Linked DNA regions of Homo sapiens: region 2 is linked to region 1. A link is a loop called in an ENCODE intact Hi-C map of the cell type or tissue named here. Cell type or tissue: PC-9. All regions are shown on one strand. Links, peaks and the distances in the headings refer to the core of each region. The heading gives the core; the rest is flanking DNA.

Region 1 (6,111 bases), core at 1,563-5,562:
TTCAATATGAACTGCCAGGTGGTGGTAAGCCTCCAAGCCTCTGAAATGTCATAGGCATTTCCCTTTGGTTATAAGTAGTTAATATTCCATCTTCAAAGACAAACTCAAGGTTCTACAGAGGATAGGCTACAAAACTGGCTCCAAAAAAATGGACTCGGAGGCTGGGTGTGATGGCTCACACGTGTAATCTCAGCACTTTGGGAGGCCAAGGTGGGAGGATTGTTTGAGCCCAGTACAAAACCAGCCTAGGCAACATTGCCAGACTCTGTCTCTATAAAAAATGTAACATTTAGCCAGGTGTGGTGGTGCATGCCTGTAGTCCCAGCTACTGAGACTGAGGTGGGAGGATCACTTGAGCCCAGGAGGACGAGGCTGCAGTGAGCTGTGATTGTGCCAATGCACTACCACCTGGGTGACAGAGTGAGACCCTGTCTCCAAAAAAAAAAAAAAAAAAAAAAAAAAAAAAAAAAAGGACTCAGGGATGCAGGGCATCTGAACAGGGGGATTGAAGGAGGGTGGGGGAGTAGAGTCTGACCCCTCAGAACCAGGTTCGATAACTCCCCCAAATAGTCAACATGTGGATTAATAACATCAAAGAAAGTGGCTTGGTTTAATCTGGTCCAATGACCATTCACTGTGTCCTTATCGGGAATTCAATCAATCTACTGTCAATGCATAACGGAAAATGCTGTGGTACCCTGTTGATGTCAGACACTAGTTTCCCATCGTGGGGTGTGTACACTTTCTGATTGTTGGCTCTCATCCGGGACTGGATGGTAAAAAGTAGAACTTCCAGATTCCCCTTCTCTTGAAACCTGTCAAGAAAACAGAAGTAGGAAGACTGATGTTAAGATCTCATGGCCAAATTTTTTTGCTAAAGTCAACACGGAACTGTGGCATCTTGAAGCGTAGATAGCAAAGCATATTTCCCTTAAAAACACAGAAAAACTAAAGAGAATCTGTAGGTCTGCTTACCTGTTAAAACATCTATCCTTTTCACCAACTGAGATCTATTAGGGGTTTGGGTCTTTACAATATAAACCAGAGAAAACACAATGGCCACCACAGCATTTATCATTTGCCTCTACATGGGAAGCTGAGGTATTCTGGTAATTCCTGTAAATATCAAGTTGTACGGATCAATACAAAAAAAATTTTAAAAAACCTTCTCTGTGCTGCAAGTGATGAGGGCTTCTTACTAGCTCTCTGGTCAGTTCCTTATTAAGTGAGTCAATAAAACCCCAGAAGCAGCATATTCCGTGGGAGAGCATCCTGCACTGAAAACAGCTTTCACCCAGGTCCTAATGAGCCAGATCTCCTGACAAGTCCTACAGGCCAGATGCTTCCCAGAAGGCAGGAAAGGCTGGGCTCTGAGAGGCTTGTAGGTGTAGGAGACAAGAATTGTCAGCAGGATCGGTGTCTAGCATATGGGGTACAGGCTCCAGGTATCAGGTACTTCCACATTTCTGCATGTACCTAAGTGTCCACCCATTTCTGCATCCTTGACCTGGCAGTCAAGGATCAGCTATATGCAAGGTCCCCACCCTGAGCCCAGCCTAATGGATCTCAGTGCTCACAGGCACTTAAGAGAACTGTGACCGTGAAGCACTGTCTACACAGCCAAGAGATAACACCTCTGTGTGCAGTGACTGGTAGACTCATAGAGGATGCTAACTGTATTGGATTTAGGGCTTCAGAAATGGGTTACTGTCAGACTAGAAACCAGATACTTGTTTATAGTATATCCTAGACTCAGCATTTCACCTTTCCCCATTTGAAAGTCATGAATGCAGAGTGTGGGAGATGGGGGGAAGAGCAGAGCAGAAGGTACCATCAATGAGCTAGAAGCCTATTTCAGAGGATCTGGACAAGCTAATGGCAGATAAGCTGGAATGCCCCGTGTGTATGTGTGTATGTGTGCATGTTTGTGTGTGCATGTGCACATGCATGGTTGTATATATGTATGTGCATTTGTACATGTGGTTGTATGTGCATATATATGTGCATGGGTGCATAGTTATGTGTGCACACATAAATGCATGTATAGTTAGGTGTATGTGTATGAGTGCACGGTTGTGTGTGTATGTTTGTGTGTGCATGCATGTTCATGGGTGCACAGTTGTGTGTATGCATGGTTATGTGTATGCAGGTATGCATGTGTGTGCACGGTTGTTTGCATGCACATGTGTGTAAGCATATGCACACAGGCTCTGCACACACTAGGGTGGGGCAGAGGTCCTGAGAAGCAGGCTAAGTGGTCTGTTGCTGAGCAGTGACAGATGGGAGAGAAAAAGAAGGATGAACTTGACAATCCATAAGGCCCCATGCAGAGAGCTCAGGGGCTGAGAGCACAGAGGTCATCAGAAAACAAGCCCACAGCTCAGTGGCAGACCAGAGAGGAGCTTTCCAGCCTGGGTTCTTCAAAGAGACTCAGAAGCCTATGATTTCCCTCCTGTTCCTCCTCAGGGATATCTGGGAGAAGCCACTGTCTTTGGTCGTGAGTCGAGGTTTCTCATCAATGCTGGTTTCTCTAAGCTGATGGCTTGGGAGAAGAGTGGTGAAGAGGGGCACAAGGCAGGTGACACACATACAGCTCTCTAATCTTGAGGGTGTGCCTTGTGGACACACTTCATAAGGCCCAGAACCTGGCTCTACCTTTTGGTGGTCAGTTTCCCAGCCACTGAGGACCACCCTCCCATGTGCCAGGGCCCTTACTTGGGCGGCTTCTCCACGGTGCGGTAGGTGCTGAAGGCCTGCAGCTGCTGCTGGACGCCCGTCAGCGAGTTGGCAAACTTGCGGCTGTTCAGGACAGTGATGGTCTGCTCGATCCAGGTGAGCAGGTCCGAGGCTAGCCCGCTGTACTTTTCAATCATCTTCTCAGTCTCAATGGCATGGTCAATAACCTAAGGAATCATCTTCTTACTTATTCTCATCAGAAGGGCAATGCCACCACTGAGGATATCAATGAGGACCACAATCAAGGTGCCACGAAATGGGGCTCCCACCTCCTAAGCCCTGGAGTGCTCTAGGCTGGGTTTGTTCCCTGAGCCCAAGTGTGCTGGTAGGGCAGAAGGAGTAGACTGGAATTGGGTGAGGCCCTCCTCTTGCCAATCGGCAGCGAGCTGGCCTGTTAAGGGTTGGGTGCAGTTCCCCTCCCCAGTGCTAGAGAAGATTGGTAAGCTTGCTGTGCCAGGATGCCAGCCACTAGGGGGCCAGGGTTTTGTTTATTTTTAAATGTTCATGAGGAGTCAAAGGCTGCCAGCCATTGTCTTTACTAAACATGAGGCACAGAGATGAATGAGAAATGGTACCTATACTCTAAGAGCTAAGGATCTAGCAGAGGGAAGGAATCTGGCATGAGGGTCTATACCAATGGGTGAGTTTCTGGTACACTGTGGGTGCCTAAGAGGTCTGCAATCACAATAAACAAACCACATAAAAGCCTGGAGGGTTCCTGTGGGGATGTCCATGAGACATGGGTCTCAGGTGGACCAGGTGTTCGCCAGGTACAGAGCAGCCAGCTGTGGTACCTTTCAGGACAGACCATCAACCTGCTTTGGAATTCAGCTCAGGAGCCATCAATGTTGCCAAGGTCAGCTTTAGAGGAAGTTGGGGGGTGGGTGAGCTGTACTCTTCACCCTTTCTTTGGTTGGAAAGAGGGCCACTCTGTCTGGACCTGACAAACAGGGGAAGAGTGACACTTTGGTTCCAAAACAGCTTGTACCTTGCCGACACGCTTGCCCTCCACTGCCAGCACCTTCATCTTGGAGAAGTAGTGGTAAAAGGCCACCACATAGGTGATGATGGATTTCTCATCAGGGTTTTCCGTAAAGACATCTGTTAGGGAAAAGGGTGTACTCTCAGGACCAAACTGGAAGTCGGGAAAGTCAGGCTCAGAGGGTTTATTCCCCATTCCTCCAGCATCAAGTTCAACTACAGGCAGCAAGTGACAACCAACAGAGCAAGAATGGAAGAGTGTGATGAAATCCATTTTAGAACCACACATTACAAAAGAAGAAAAGAAGAAGGATCCAAAGTCCATCTCCAAACAGACCAGGCAGGCATGGGAACCAGCATGGAGCAGAGAAGCAGGCCCAGATCAGAGCCTGGCCTGGCCACTGCCCCTCACTGTGCCCACAGCTTGCCCAGCACCTGGGCCGGCCTCCAGAAGTCCTGGCGGCTGAGCTCCTCTAGCACAGCGAGTGCATCCCCCACTGCTGCAGCAAAGGCTGGCAGGGGTGGGTGTGGCTCACCTTCGGGGTCGAGGAGCGGGATGATGCCCAGCTGGCGCTCAGCCACATTGAATGCGTGCTCCAGGTTGTGCCGGGCATTGGAGTCCTTCAGCTTATCAAAGTCGATCAGGTCGGGCCTGGGGACAAAACTGGACTGTGAAAAGGGAGTAGCCACAGCATCCCCACCAGGAGGGCAGCCCTAGCATGAAGCAGACATTGTACAGAGGCAGGGAGGTGGTCAGGCAGGAGGAGTGAAAGGAGGAGATGGGAGCAGAGGAGAGGGGGCAGGTGTGAGCCTTGGCATATGAGGGAAGTGGGCGGCAGGCATGCTGGGATTTAAGGAAAGTGAAGGTGCTATGGGCTGCTGAAGGGGAGAGGAGAAGGAACAGCAGAGGTCACATTTCTGTGACTCCATGTTAAGTGCAATGTGTCCAAATATTCCCAGGGAGGCTGTCTCAGTCAGTCCCCACGGCTGTCCCCTCCCTCTTACCGGTGCTTGTGTATCAGGGCATTAAAGGCCAAGCCATCCTTCCAGCTGGAGGTAAAGTTGGTGACATTAACATGAGGGTAGCTGCATCCAAGAGAAACAGTAAGAGCTAAGAATTAGATTTTTTGTAGTCCCAAACAAGTGTACAAATTGAGGGCCAATATACCAGGAGAGAAATGGAACTGTCCTTTCTTGAGCCAGGTCACCAAGAGGGGGCAGCAGCTAACCACACACAGAGGCTCCCCCATCAGATGTGAACACCACACAGACCCCCCAGTCTGCCTGCAGGCAACTTTGGAAAAGAATCCTGTATTCCAGGCCTCAAAGAATCAGGTCAGGACAGACTTTGCATCAATTACAGGGAGGCAGCTGTAGTTCTGGGTGATGATGTCTAATGTCCCTCTGGAGATGGCAGTGCTTGTGCGGAGCAAGGGGCTGGTGGTGGATGTGCTAACAGCTGGTTCCCAGGGCATACCCTGCCGTCTTCATCTGACACCACAACAGCAACGCATCCTTGGCTGAGCGTGTTTCACGACCTTCCTGAGTTTGGACCACAATGTCCTGAATCTGAGGGTAGCAGAACAAGAGAGATTTGAAGAGGATGTGCATCTGGATCTGTGCTTTCCTGCCGTCCCTGGGAGGCTCCCTCCCTCATCCCCCCTTCACTTAACACTAATTCATCCTTTAAGAGCCAGTATAAATGGCGCTTGGGTTGGGTCTCCCTTCATGTGCCCTGCTCCCTGCATTTACATTTCCTTCTCTCTCCTAGATGCTCCCTGAGCCCAGGGAAATCTGTCTTGGTCACTTGTCTGTCTCCAGGGCCTGGAGCCTGGTGCACCATCAGTACTCCATAGCTGTATTGTGGCTGTCTGTACAAACATTGATTCTGTTCCTATTATGTGGCAGCGCTGTGCTAGGCCTGAGGACACACAGAGGTAAAACAAATTTCTTGCCCTCAAGGAGTAGCCGCCAGCCCCGCAGCAACACCACATCCTGAGGCCCTGTGCCCCAGCAGCCTGCTTCCCTGCCTCAGTCAGCCAAAATGGCACAGGGATGAGACAGCTGTAATTGGATAACTCTAATAGAATGCAGAGAATCAGTGACAAGATGCCCTGATTCCTCCTCTGGAGGTGCAATGCCCCTTGAGGCTGTGGAACAACATGAATGCTGATGAGTACTATACTTTCATTAGCAGCTCCTCTTGCCTTTCCATTCTCCCCAACTCTGCTGCTATTGTTGTTCAATGTTATGCACCCATGGAGAGTGAGATCGGACATGCGGGGCCACTTGGTTGAGGTCTTTAGTCCGCGAGTTGTATGCTCTCTTCTTTCTCCTGCCCTCACCTCCTTGGGCAAGGTTCTTTCTGTCCCCAAACCAGCAGGTGCAAGACCC
Region 2 (11,269 bases), core at 3,707-7,706, 220 kb after region 1:
TGGATTGACTCTAAAAACCTAGGTTCTTGTCTCACCTCTGACATTTGCTATTTTTATAATCTGAAAAAGGTTAATCTTTGGACCTCATTTATATATTTTAATTTATAAAACTGGGGCAGTACTCCTACCTACCCTGCCTAGCCTTGAATGCTCAATAATCATTTATGGTTTAATTAGGATCAAGAGCCGTCTGCATTTTGCCTTTGGAAGCCTTTCCTAGCTCCCCAGGCAGAATTAGTCAGTCTCTTCCACGTGCTCCCTCAAAACTCTGTTTTCGTCCATTACAGCATTTCTCCAGGTATATGTACACGTGTTGGTTCCAGAAAGACATGAGGTAACTTATATGTCTGTCCAGTGCTCTCTTCCCCTACAGGTAACCACACACATTCTATATCCCAAGCATCTCAAGAACAGAAACCAGTTCAGGCATGGTGGCTAATGCCTGTAATCTCAGCACTTTGGGAGGCTCAGGCAGGTGAATTGCTTCAGCCCAGGAGTTCAAGACCAGCCTGGGCAACATAGTGGGATGCTGTCTCTATAAAAACTTAAAAAATTAGCCAGGCATAGTGGTGTGTGCCCGTAGTCCCAGCTACTTAGGAGGCTGAGGTGGGAGGATTGCTTGAGCCCGGGAGGTTGAGGCTGCAGTGAGCTGAGATCATACCACTGCACTCTAGCCTGGGTGACAGAGCGAGACCCTGTCTCAAAAAAATAAACGGTAGAAACCAAATTTTATTATCATCCCCCCAGTGTCTAATACAGTGCTTGGCACAAGTAGATACTATCAAATATTTGTTGAATCAGTGATTGAGTTAAGCTAGGAAATCTCTTCAGAGAATGTATATCTCCTTGGTTCTATACCGAGAAAATAGCAGCCCCTAACCTCCTGGCCTGTAGGAAGTCCTCTGCTCAGCCTTCCTTAGATGCCTGCCAGGGAGGGATCCACTGGGTTCAGGGTCATCTTTTTTTTAATCCTGTTGTCTTTTTTTTCTTTTCTTTCTTTTTTTTTTTTGAGACGGAGTCTTGCTCTGTCGCCTAGGCTGGAGTGCAGTGGTGCCATCTCGGCTCACTGCAACCTCTGCCTCCCGGGTTCAAGTGATTCTCCTGCTTCGGCCTCCCAAGTCGCTGGGATTACAGGCGCACATCACTATGCCCAGCTAATTTTTGTAATTTTAATAGAGACAGGGTTTCGCCATGTTGGCCAGGCTGGTCTTGAACTCCTGACCTTAAATGATCCACCCACCTTGGCCTCCCAAAGTGCTGGGATTACAGGCATGAACCACCGCGCCCAGCCTTGTTATCTTTTTTTTTTTTTTTTTTTTTTTTAACAGATGGTCATTTCAGCTCCTGGCTAAGGCCACAAAGCAAAGTGTCCTTTATTCACTGATTGTTGTTTGAGCAAGGGTGCCCTCCTCCCCCTTGCCAGGCTGCTGGGAGTGAGACAGATACAGCCTTGGCAGCAGTGTCTTGGAGTGATTGTGAATAAGGGATGTTTTCTCTCCTGTCTCTCTCCCAGTGTCTGGATGCCAGCCGCCCATGGCTCTGCTATTGGATCCTGCACAGCTTGGAACTGCTAGATGAACCCATCCCCCAGATAGTGGCTACAGAGTGAGTCTGTCTTTGGGAAATCTGGGGTGTTCTCTGAAATTGTATTTTGAGTTTGGGATTTTGTTTTGTTTCTGTTTTGTTTGTTTGGAATGGAAAAAAACAGTGCCACAAAGAAATCTTTGCTCTTCTCATGACCTCCGGCAACTTCCTGAAACTCCTCCACTTTAGAAAACTAATGTAAGCTGGTGGGTAGAACAAGACTTTGAACTTCCAAGAGAAGGATTCTGGTTTCTTCTGTGGCCTTTTCTTTTGGCTCTTGACTCTGGTCTTTGAGAAAAGTCTTAATCATCAACTCTGAGAGACAAGATTTTGCCAGAAAGTACAGTATGCATTTGAACAGCTTCTGTGGGGAAGCACGTGCCAGTCCAGTGAACAAAAATGCCTTTGCCTTTCCTACGCACCTCTATAGAAGTACCTCCCCGCTCCCGGTGCTTGGAGCGACCATGTAGCTCTTGATGGGACTGGATGTGTTACTGGTGTGGCATACAAATGCCATGACTCTCAGTTTTCCTAAACCTGATCGATGATTAGAGATCTAAGCAACTGAGCTTCTTCCCAAGATCCTTGTACAGATGGCATTCGTGATCTGGCATCTCATTCCCAGACACTCATCACCATTTATATATTAAAGAAGAAAAGACTGATCATGACTCCAGTCCTAGGGATACCTGGAATAAGAAAGGGCAGCCAGGAATTGGATCCAAGAGATCCACTGAGAGGCAGCATGGGCTCTAGGCAGCATCTCGAATTTCTCAGCTTCCTCTGGTGCTCTTGAGGTCGAAGCATCTGGGATGAGAGACTTCTGAGCCAGGTTTGTTTCTCCACAGCACAAGGAGGCAGCTGTGCTGGGACACACAGAGGCCTAGCCGGGGCCCCTCTCTGGTCACAGAGCCCCTGCCTCAGTCACATTGTCAGGTCAGAGGAACAGAACTGCACATTGTCTCATTCATTCTGTCTTAACAATAACCTCTCATTCTTGCCTTCCTGGGCAGGGTGTCTTGTGATGAATGTGGATGGGGAAGATAATAAAGAATTAGGCCATTAACCCTTGTGGTACGTAGGATGCTTTCTGAGGGAGAGGCAAGTGCATTGTTTTGATCATCGGGATGCCACTGCAAGCCTGGCTGCTTCCAGCACTGGAAGGAGAGTTGGACACAGTTTCTGCAGTAACAGGAATTTAATTGTCAAAGAAAGGCCCACGTGGTTTTTTTTTTTTTTTTTTTTGAGACAGAGTTTCACTCTGTCACCCAGGCTGGGGTGCAGTGGCACAGTCTCAGCTCACTGCTGCCTCTGCTTCCCGGGTTCAAGCGATTCTCCTGCCTCAGCCTCCTGAGTAGCTGGGATTACAGGCACCCACCACCGTGCCTGGCTAATTTTTGTATTTTTAGTAGAGGTAGGCTTTCACCATATTGACCAGGCTGGTCTTGAACTCCTGACCTCAGCTGATCTACCTGCCTCGGCCTCCCAAAGTGCTGGGATAACAGGTGTGAGCCACCACATCCAGCCTCGTGTGTTTTTGAAATACCAGCTCGGGGGCCTGGGGATTGTTTGGGAAGTTTTCCCTTCACTCCTACACAATCAGGATATTTGGAAAGTTTTCCCTTCACTCTTGCACAATGGGAAAGTTGGGTGTGAGAGAAGAAAGAAAAAATGGGGATTTCTGTGAGCCTGGATCTGAACGCTGGATGGAGGAGGCCGCAGACCCATGAAAAACTGGAAGAGAGAATCACAGGGGGTGCCTGAGGTGGAAGAACTCGAGCCAAAATCGACTGAGTTTTTTTCTAGGCTGTGTACTTGGTGTTTTATAGTGAAGGCTTTTCTGAGGAAGTGTCAGCGCCGCTTCTGGGGCAATGTCACATAGGAAGAGAGGAGCCTTTAAAGGGCCTTTCATTGGAAGCAATCTAAATTAAATATCAACAGTAGAGAATGTTTAAAAAAAATTTTTTTTAAATGTAAAGCTGGGTGTGGTGGCTCACGCCTGTAATCCCAAGCACTTTGGGAGGTTGAGGTGGGTGGATCACTTGAGGTCAGGAGTTTGAGACCAGCCTGGCCAACATGGTGAAACCCCATCTCTACTAAAATACAAAAATTAGCTGGGCATGGTGGTGCATGCCTGTCATCCCAGCTACTCGGGAGGCTGAGGCAGGAGAATCGCTTGAACCTAGGAGGCGGAGGTTGCAGTGAGTCGAGATTGCGCCTTTGCACTCCAGTCCGGGCAACAGAGTGACACTCCATCTCAAAAAAATAAATAAATAAAATACATAAATTTAAAAAATAAAACATAAGTCATTTATGGTGCAGTACATTCTGTGAAATACTATATAACCATTAAAAAATGTATAAATGTGGCCACGCATGATCACACCTGTAACCCCAGCACTTTGGGAGGCCACGGTCAGAGGACCACTGGGGCCCAGGAATTCAAGACCAGTCTGGGCGACATAGTGAGACTCCATTTCAAAAATAAAAATAAAAATAGCTGGGCGTGGTGGTGCACACTTCTAGTTCTAGCTGCTCAGGAGGCCGAGACAGGAGTTCAGGGGTTTGAGGCTGCAGTGAGCCATGATGGCACCACTGCATTCCAGCCTGGGCAACAGAGCAAGACCCTGTCTCAATAAATATATGAATGTGTATATTTGTATGTTAAAATATATGTATTTATATAGAGAGATGTGAAATGAAAATAGTTTAAAAGATTTAATTTACATACATTAAAAATATAGATGATGATATGCATAGATAGAACCAGAAAGATACATGTAGTAGTTATTTCTGGACGATGGGGTTAAAAGTGATTTTATAAACTTTCTGGGCTGGGCACGGTGTCTCACACCTGTAATCCCAGGGCTTGGGGAGGCCAAGGTCGGCAGATCACCTGAGATCAAGAGTTCGAGACCAGCCTGGCCAACATGGGGAAATCTTGTCTCTACTAAAAATATAAAAATTAGCCTGGCTTGGTGGTGTATGCCTGTAATCCCAGCTACTCGGGAGACTAAGGCAGGAGAATTGCTTGAATCTGGGAGGTGGACGTTGCGACGAGCCAAGATCATGCCACTCTACTCCAGCCTGGAGGACAGAGTGAGACTCTGTCTTAAAAAAAAAAAAAAAAAAAGGCCAGGCGCGGTGGCTCACACCTGTAATCCCAGCACTTTGGGAGAACGAAGTGGGTGGATCACCTGAGGTCGGGAGTTTGAGACCAGCCTGGCCAACATGGAGAAACCCCGTCTCTACTAAAAATACAAAATTAGCCAAGCGTGGTGGCGCATGCCTGTAATCCTACTCAGGAGGCTGTTTGTTTGTTTTTTGAGACAAGAGTCTCCTTCTGTTACTGCACTCCCGGCTCCTACTCAGGAGGCTGAGGCAGGAGACTCGCTTGAACCCGGGAGGCGGAGGTTGCGGTGAGCCAAGATTGCACCACTGCACTCCAGCCTGGGCAACAAGAGTGAAACTCCATCTCAAAAAAAGAAAAAGAAAAAGAAGAACTTTCTGGCTGGATGTAGTGGCTCATGGCTGTAATCCCAGGACTTTGAGAGGCTGAGACAGGCGGATTACTTGAGGTCAGGAGTTCGAGACCAGTCTGGCCAACATGGTGAAACCCTGTCTCTACTAAAAATACAAAAAATAGCCAGATGTGGTGGCTGGCACCTGTAATCCCAGCTACTCGGGAGACTGAAGCAGGAGAATTGCTTGAATCCGGGAGGCAGAGGTTGCAGTGAGCCGAGATCACACCACTGCACTCCAGCCTGGGTAACAGAAGGAGACTGTTGTCTCAAAAAACAAACAAACAAAACATTTTTTTTAAGCTTACTTGCATTTTCTGAAGTTTCTACAATGATCTTTTATTATTTTGTAATTAAAAAAGGAATGGTTTAAAAATAAGCTGATTTGTCCTTATTTCAAAAACCACTTGACAGTTAATGAGAGTTTCTGCTTCACAGATGCCTTAAAAGCTTTACCTGTGGTTCTTCTACGCATTGATTTAGTGAACTTTTAAACATTTCTTAGACTTCCCAATAATGTATTTTGCTTTGTGCCTAGGAGGTGGTTACTTCTAGGTGCAGAAAACACTTGTTATGAACAAAGCCTACTGGCTCTGACCCATAAGGAAATAGATTATTTTTAGTAAGATACAGATAAATCTTAAGGACTTCTATATAAATAGAAGATTTTTTTTAGACTAGCTGAAATAGAATATTGCCTTTTTATTTATCTTGCACAGGGAAATGAAATGCTTTGAAATGCGTTCAGTTTTCTTTCTTCATACAAATATATTAAGGTGACCTAGAGTCAAAAAGTCTAGCTCTGCAGTTTTATTATTTTCCTGCCTTCTTTTCCCCTGCATGTAACACACACGCCCCCTACACTTACACAAAGGTTTCTCTTTCCTATTTTGTTCACTGCTGTGCTTCTATTTGTTTAGGGAACAATATGATAAGCTGGGTTCCCTCTAGTGGACAAAATACTTTTGTCAGCTGCTATGACCGCTGACCAAAGCCAGCAAGGCGAGGTTGTTACTGCTGGTATCAGAGGTTTCAAGAATAATGTATTCATAGCCTGGAATGTTTTCTTTATTTTTGGTAGAGACAGTGCCTTGCTGTGTTGCCTGGGCTGGTCTCAATCTCCTGGGCTCAATTGATCCTCCTGCCTTAGCCTCCCAAAACACTGGGATTATAGGCGTGAGCCACCATGCCCAGTCCATAGGTAGGACTTCAGCTTGCCTCTTTTTTTTTTGAGAGTCTCGCTCTGTTGCCCAGACTGGAGTGCAGTGGCACGATCTTGGCTCACTGCAACCTCCACCTCCTGGGTTCAAGCAATTCTCCTGCCTCGGCCTCCCGAGTAGCTGGGACTACAGGCATACAGGCGGGAGCCACCACACCCGGCTAATTTTTGTATTTTTAGTAGAGATTGGGTTTTACCATGTTGGCCAAGTTGGTCTCGAACTCCTGACCTCAGGTGATCCACCTGCCTCAGCCTCCCAAAGTGCTGGGATTACAGGCATGAGCCACCGCGCCCGGCCTTTTTTTTTTTTTTTTGAGACGGAGTTTTGCTCTTGTTGCCAGGCTGTAGTGCAGTGGCATGATCTCAGCTCACTGCAACCTCCACCTCCCGGGTTCAAGTGATTCTCCTGCCTCAGCTTCCCAAGTAGCTAGGATTACAGGGGTGTGCCACCACGCCCAGCTAATTTTTGTATTTTGTAAAGACAGGCTTTCAACATGTTGGCCAGGCTGGTCTTGAACTCCTGACCTCAGGTGATACACCTGTCTTGGCTTCCCAAAGTGTTGGGATTACAGATGTGAGCCACCGCACCCGGCCTAGCTTCCCTCTTTTAAGAGGTTATATGCACACATTTATATGTGTTTATCTAAAATGAATTAATATTTTGGAACTAGACTAAGTACATTTGCTTTGCTTAATGGTTTTGGCACTGAAGGAAGCATCCTCTAATGAGAATCCCATTCTTTGTTACTGAAAGCAGCTTCAGTGAAACAGAGCAAAATAAAATTCACAGGGAGACCATCGCACTGTTAAAGTTATGTTTTTAGCTTCTGTAAGATTTAAAAATTGCCTTTAACTTAAAAACCATTTTAGGACATTTCAGCTTGTAAGATTTTTCCAAAGATAAATTCAAATTTTGCTATTTCAGTGTTTTATCCTTTCCCTTTCAAAAGGTTGTTAGTAGCTTATCCCCGGAATAGCCCCTTAAATATTTTTCCTTTTAATTTTTAAGTCTAGTTTGTATGTTTCCTTACCTTTCAGTGAGGACACCATATCTAGGCCTTTGTCTCCTGGGCATTTTTCCTGGCCAGGTGCTGTTGGCACCTGGTGGGTGCAGGTCAGAGGTGCTGCTAAATATCCTCTACAGGACGGTCCCTGCACCAAAGAATTACTGAGCCCCAGTGTCAACAGTTGAGAAACTCTGCTCTAAAGTAGCCAACTTTTTTTTCCTTTGAGGCAGTCTTGCTGTGTCCCCCAGGCTGGAGGGCACTGGTGCAATCTCAGCTCACTGCAACTTCCACCTTCCGGGTTCAAGCGATTCTCGTGCTTCAGCCTCCCAAGCAGCTGGGACTACGGGCGCATGCCACTATGCCTGGCTAATTTTTGTATTTTTAGTAGAGATGGGGTTTCACCATGTTGGCCAGGCTGGTCTCAAACTCCTGGCCTTAAGTGATCCGCCCACGTCGGCCTCCCAAAGTGCTAGGATTATAGGCGTGAGCCACTGCGCCCGGCCTATAGTAGCCAACTTTCGACCTGACCATTCTTCCAGAACAGCAGCCATCCAGAGACTTGCCGGTGCTTGATGAAGAGTCAAATAACACGTCTGACTCTGTGAGCAGCAGAGGCCACCCGGAATCAACAAGAGATGCTGCCCGTCTTCACCTGTCCATTGTCATATTCTACCTAGGGAAGGAGATTTCCTCTTCACTATATCAAGCTGAAGCTGTTTTAGTTAGTACGAGAACAAGCTTGATGTGATGCCAGCTCATGCATCTTGCATTTACATCCCCTCCTAAGCCGTTCTGCCCATGGATGACTGTTCCTATTTCCAAAGCTGTAATCTTTTTTTCTGTTTTTTTTTTTTTAAACCTGCCCAATTGTGCAGAACATAGCTATAATTTTTATAACTTATCCTAGGCCTTAAGTCTGTCTATGATAGCCTAGTCTAGTGCTGAAGTTTTTTATGTAACCTAAATACTTCTTGCTACAAATTAGTCTCAGTTTTTACCTACTAGAATGTTTATGTAATTATCCTTTGTATATTTGAGGTATTTTGCTGGGTAGCTTTCTCACTGTGATTGTCTGTAATATTAAGCTTTTTATATTATTTTAAAAATAGAGATAAGGTCTCGCTGTATTGCCTAAGCTGGTCTCAAACTCTTGGCCTTAAGTGATCCTCCTGCCTTGGCCTCCCAAAGTCTAGGGATTACAGGCACGAGCCACCACACCCAGCCAAATACTTAAAAAAAAAAAAAGTAGTCATTTTTACAACTCTCATGTGAATTCCCTTTGAGGTGGAAAATGGAGGCTAGAGCCAGATACAGTTCTGACTAATACTGCATTTATGATGCTTTTAACAAGCATTTTTATTGTTGTTCTTCACAACTCGTGGACCCTTATTACTGGTCTTTTCCTGCTATGTTCCTAGTCATTTCCCATATTCATGTGCCTTACCCATCCCCCACCCCTGCCATCTCTAAGCGTAATTCTTGCTATTTGTACCTGTTGCATTTGTTTTATTCTTATTGGTTTCTGATTTGTTTTGCTGCTCATTTTGTATTATATGCTTATTTACTGTACATGCCTTTGAATCCTTCATCCAAACTGATGACGGTGTTTAGAATCAACATTGATTAATTGATTGAGACAGGGTCTCACTCTATTGTCTGGGCTGGAATGCAGTGGCACAATCACAGCTCACTGCAACCTGGACTTCCCCAAGCTCAAGTGATCCTCCCACCTCAGCCTCCTGAGTAGCTGGGGCTAGAGGTGGGTGCCAACGTGCCTGGTTAATTTTTATAATTCTTGTAGAGATGGGGTTTTGCCATGTTGCCCAGGCTGGCCTTGAACTCCTGAGCTCAAGTGATCCCCCTCACCTCAGCCAAAGTGCTGGGATTACAGGCATGAGCCACCACGCCTGGCCAGAATCAATCACTTTAGATCAGTCCTCAGCCATCACCTAAGAGTCCCAAGTAAACTCCTTATAAGGCTGAGAGGCAATCGCTGATATCCCTGCTTTGAACTTGACCCTCTTACAAGATTTACATACTCTTTAATGATGGAATGATAAAAGTGGTGGTGTCCAGCAGAACTTTCTGTGATAATGAAAATGTTCTATATTCTGTAAATGTCTATAGGTGTCTATAAACATCTATACGTGTTCTATATTGGCCACTAGCCACAGTTAGTTGTGGAGTACTTGAAATGTGTCTTGTGTGACTGAAGAGCTGAATTTTCTATTTTAATTAATTGAGAATTTAAATTGCCTCATGTGGCTAGTGGCTGCCTATTGGACAGCACAGATGTATCTCATTGCTACTCAAAATGTGGTCCCCAGACCAGGAGCATTGCTATCACCTGGGAACTTATTAGAAATGAGGACTCTCAGCCGGGCATGGTGGCTCACGCCTGTAATCCTAGCACTTTGGGAGGCCAAGGCGGGCGGATTGTCTGAGCTCGGGAGTTCGAGACCAGCCTGGGCAACACAGTGAAACCCTGACTCTACTAAAAAATACAAAAATTAGCTGGGCGTGGCGGCATGCACCTGTAGTCCCAGCTACTCGGGAGGCTGAGGGAGGAGAATCACTTGAACCCAGGAGGCAGAGCTTGCAGTGAGCTGAGATCGCTCAACTGCACTCCAGCCTGGGCGACAGAGGGACACTCCATCTCCTAAAAAAAAAAAAAAAGAGGACTCTCAGACCCATCTAGTTCTACTGAATTAGAGCTGCAGTTTAGCAAGATCCACAGGTAATTTCTATGCAACTCAAGTTTGAGAAGCACTGATACCTGGCTGAACATTGGAATCACGTGGGGAGTTTAAAAAAAATACTGCCACCTGGGTCCCACCCATAGTGATTCCGGTTTAATTGGAATTAGGTGTGGCTTGGGTGTTGGGATTTTTTTAAAACACCCCCCAAGTAATTTTAGTTGTGCAGCAAGGACTAGTGATGGCTCAAGCTTTGCATGTATCTGAATCACCTGAGAATTTGGTAAAAATACAAAGGCCCAGGATCTTTTCCACCTCAGCAGGACTGGGTCTCTGTATTCTTTTATTAGCTTTCTACAGATTCTGATGCACACATTTTGGGTTTGAAGATCCATGATATAGAAGATAGTTTCCCACTTTGCTGGTAATTGGCACGTAAGCTAGAATGAAATGCCTTGCTGACGTTAAAGAAAATTGATGTATTGCAGCTTTCAGTCATATTCTAAAGGAATGATTTTGTGAATACTTGTTTTTCACAAAATGTGCCACTTGGTGTTTGTACAATGTTTTTTGCTTGTAATTTTTTATTTATTGGTGAACTTCTTGTCTCTATGATAAGTTTTTCTCCCCCTACATTTGTGGGAAAAAAAAATATTTTTTTGTAGAGCTGGGGTCTCACTGTGTTGCCCAGGCTGGTCTTGAACTACTGGCTTCAAGCAATCCTCCTGCCTTGGCCTCCCAAAGTACTGGAATTACAGGCACAAGCCACTATGCCTGGCTCCTTTTTTTTGTTTGTTTGTTTTTTTTAAATATGTAGAAGTATCATTAACATTTTGGTCTTCAGAATTGCTAAGAAGTCTGTGAATGACAGCTGGTAGTTCATAGTCAACTTGCCAATTCCTTAAGGTGCAAGTTGGAAAGCCTTGGGATCAGAATGTTCTGTAATACGGAAGTGTCTGAGATCAAGAGAAGCCCAACCTCCAGTTCTCTAGCACAGCCCCAGACAGTCAGATGCAGCATGTCAGCTGAGGGAGGTTGGCATGGAGGGATGGTATCAAGGTGTGTCTGGTACATTCAGATCCTAACTAATTCGAGGCTTTAGGGTCAGTAGTGTTGCGTTCGGCACGATTCTATCTTAGGAGCTGGGAAAGGGAGTGGATAACCAGGTGACTCTTTTTCTTTCTTTTAAAAAATGTGCTGTTAAGTTTTGTATCAGCTAAAACTTTTTGTGGTACAGAAACC

What was found. Hi-C counts contacts between places; a loop is a spot of excess contacts. Peaks named below come from ENCODE experiments on the same cell type or tissue, not always from the same donor. Only the 100,000 strongest peaks of a DNase experiment are listed, where the experiment ranks them.
Region 2: it touches region 1 in a loop (11-fold over the local background); 2 of 110 quality-filtered maps call a loop at or near these places.

What each region holds. Positions count from the first base shown.
Region 1 is chr14:64,797,032-64,803,142 of GRCh38, forward strand. It overlaps SPTB (spectrin beta, erythrocytic), which reads right to left. Exons shown (of 36, transcript NM_001355436.2): 5 at 5,195-5,286; 6 at 4,723-4,803; 7 at 4,254-4,369; 8 at 3,725-3,837; 9 at 2,716-2,903; 10 at 698-815. Among named protein-coding and RNA genes, the nearest start is that of MIR7855, 14 kb to the left of the region's middle. In PC-9, for the core only: CTCF peaks have their summits at 3,189 (motif pointing right), 3,391 and 5,030; no DNase peak of the experiment used is centred there.
Region 2 is chr14:65,014,112-65,025,380 of GRCh38, forward strand. It overlaps CHURC1-FNTB (CHURC1-FNTB readthrough), which reads left to right. Exons shown (of 14, transcript NM_001202559.1): 6 at 1,514-1,605. FNTB (farnesyltransferase, CAAX box, subunit beta) reads left to right here. Exons shown (of 12, transcript NM_002028.4): 4 at 1,514-1,605. It also overlaps a transcript of MAX not described here. Among named protein-coding and RNA genes, the nearest start is that of MIR4706, 25 kb to the right of the region's middle. RefSeq lists a silencer at 5,910-5,959. In PC-9, for the core only: CTCF peaks have their summits at 5,994 and 6,206; a DNase peak (open chromatin) is centred at 6,050; H3K27ac peaks cover 858 bases.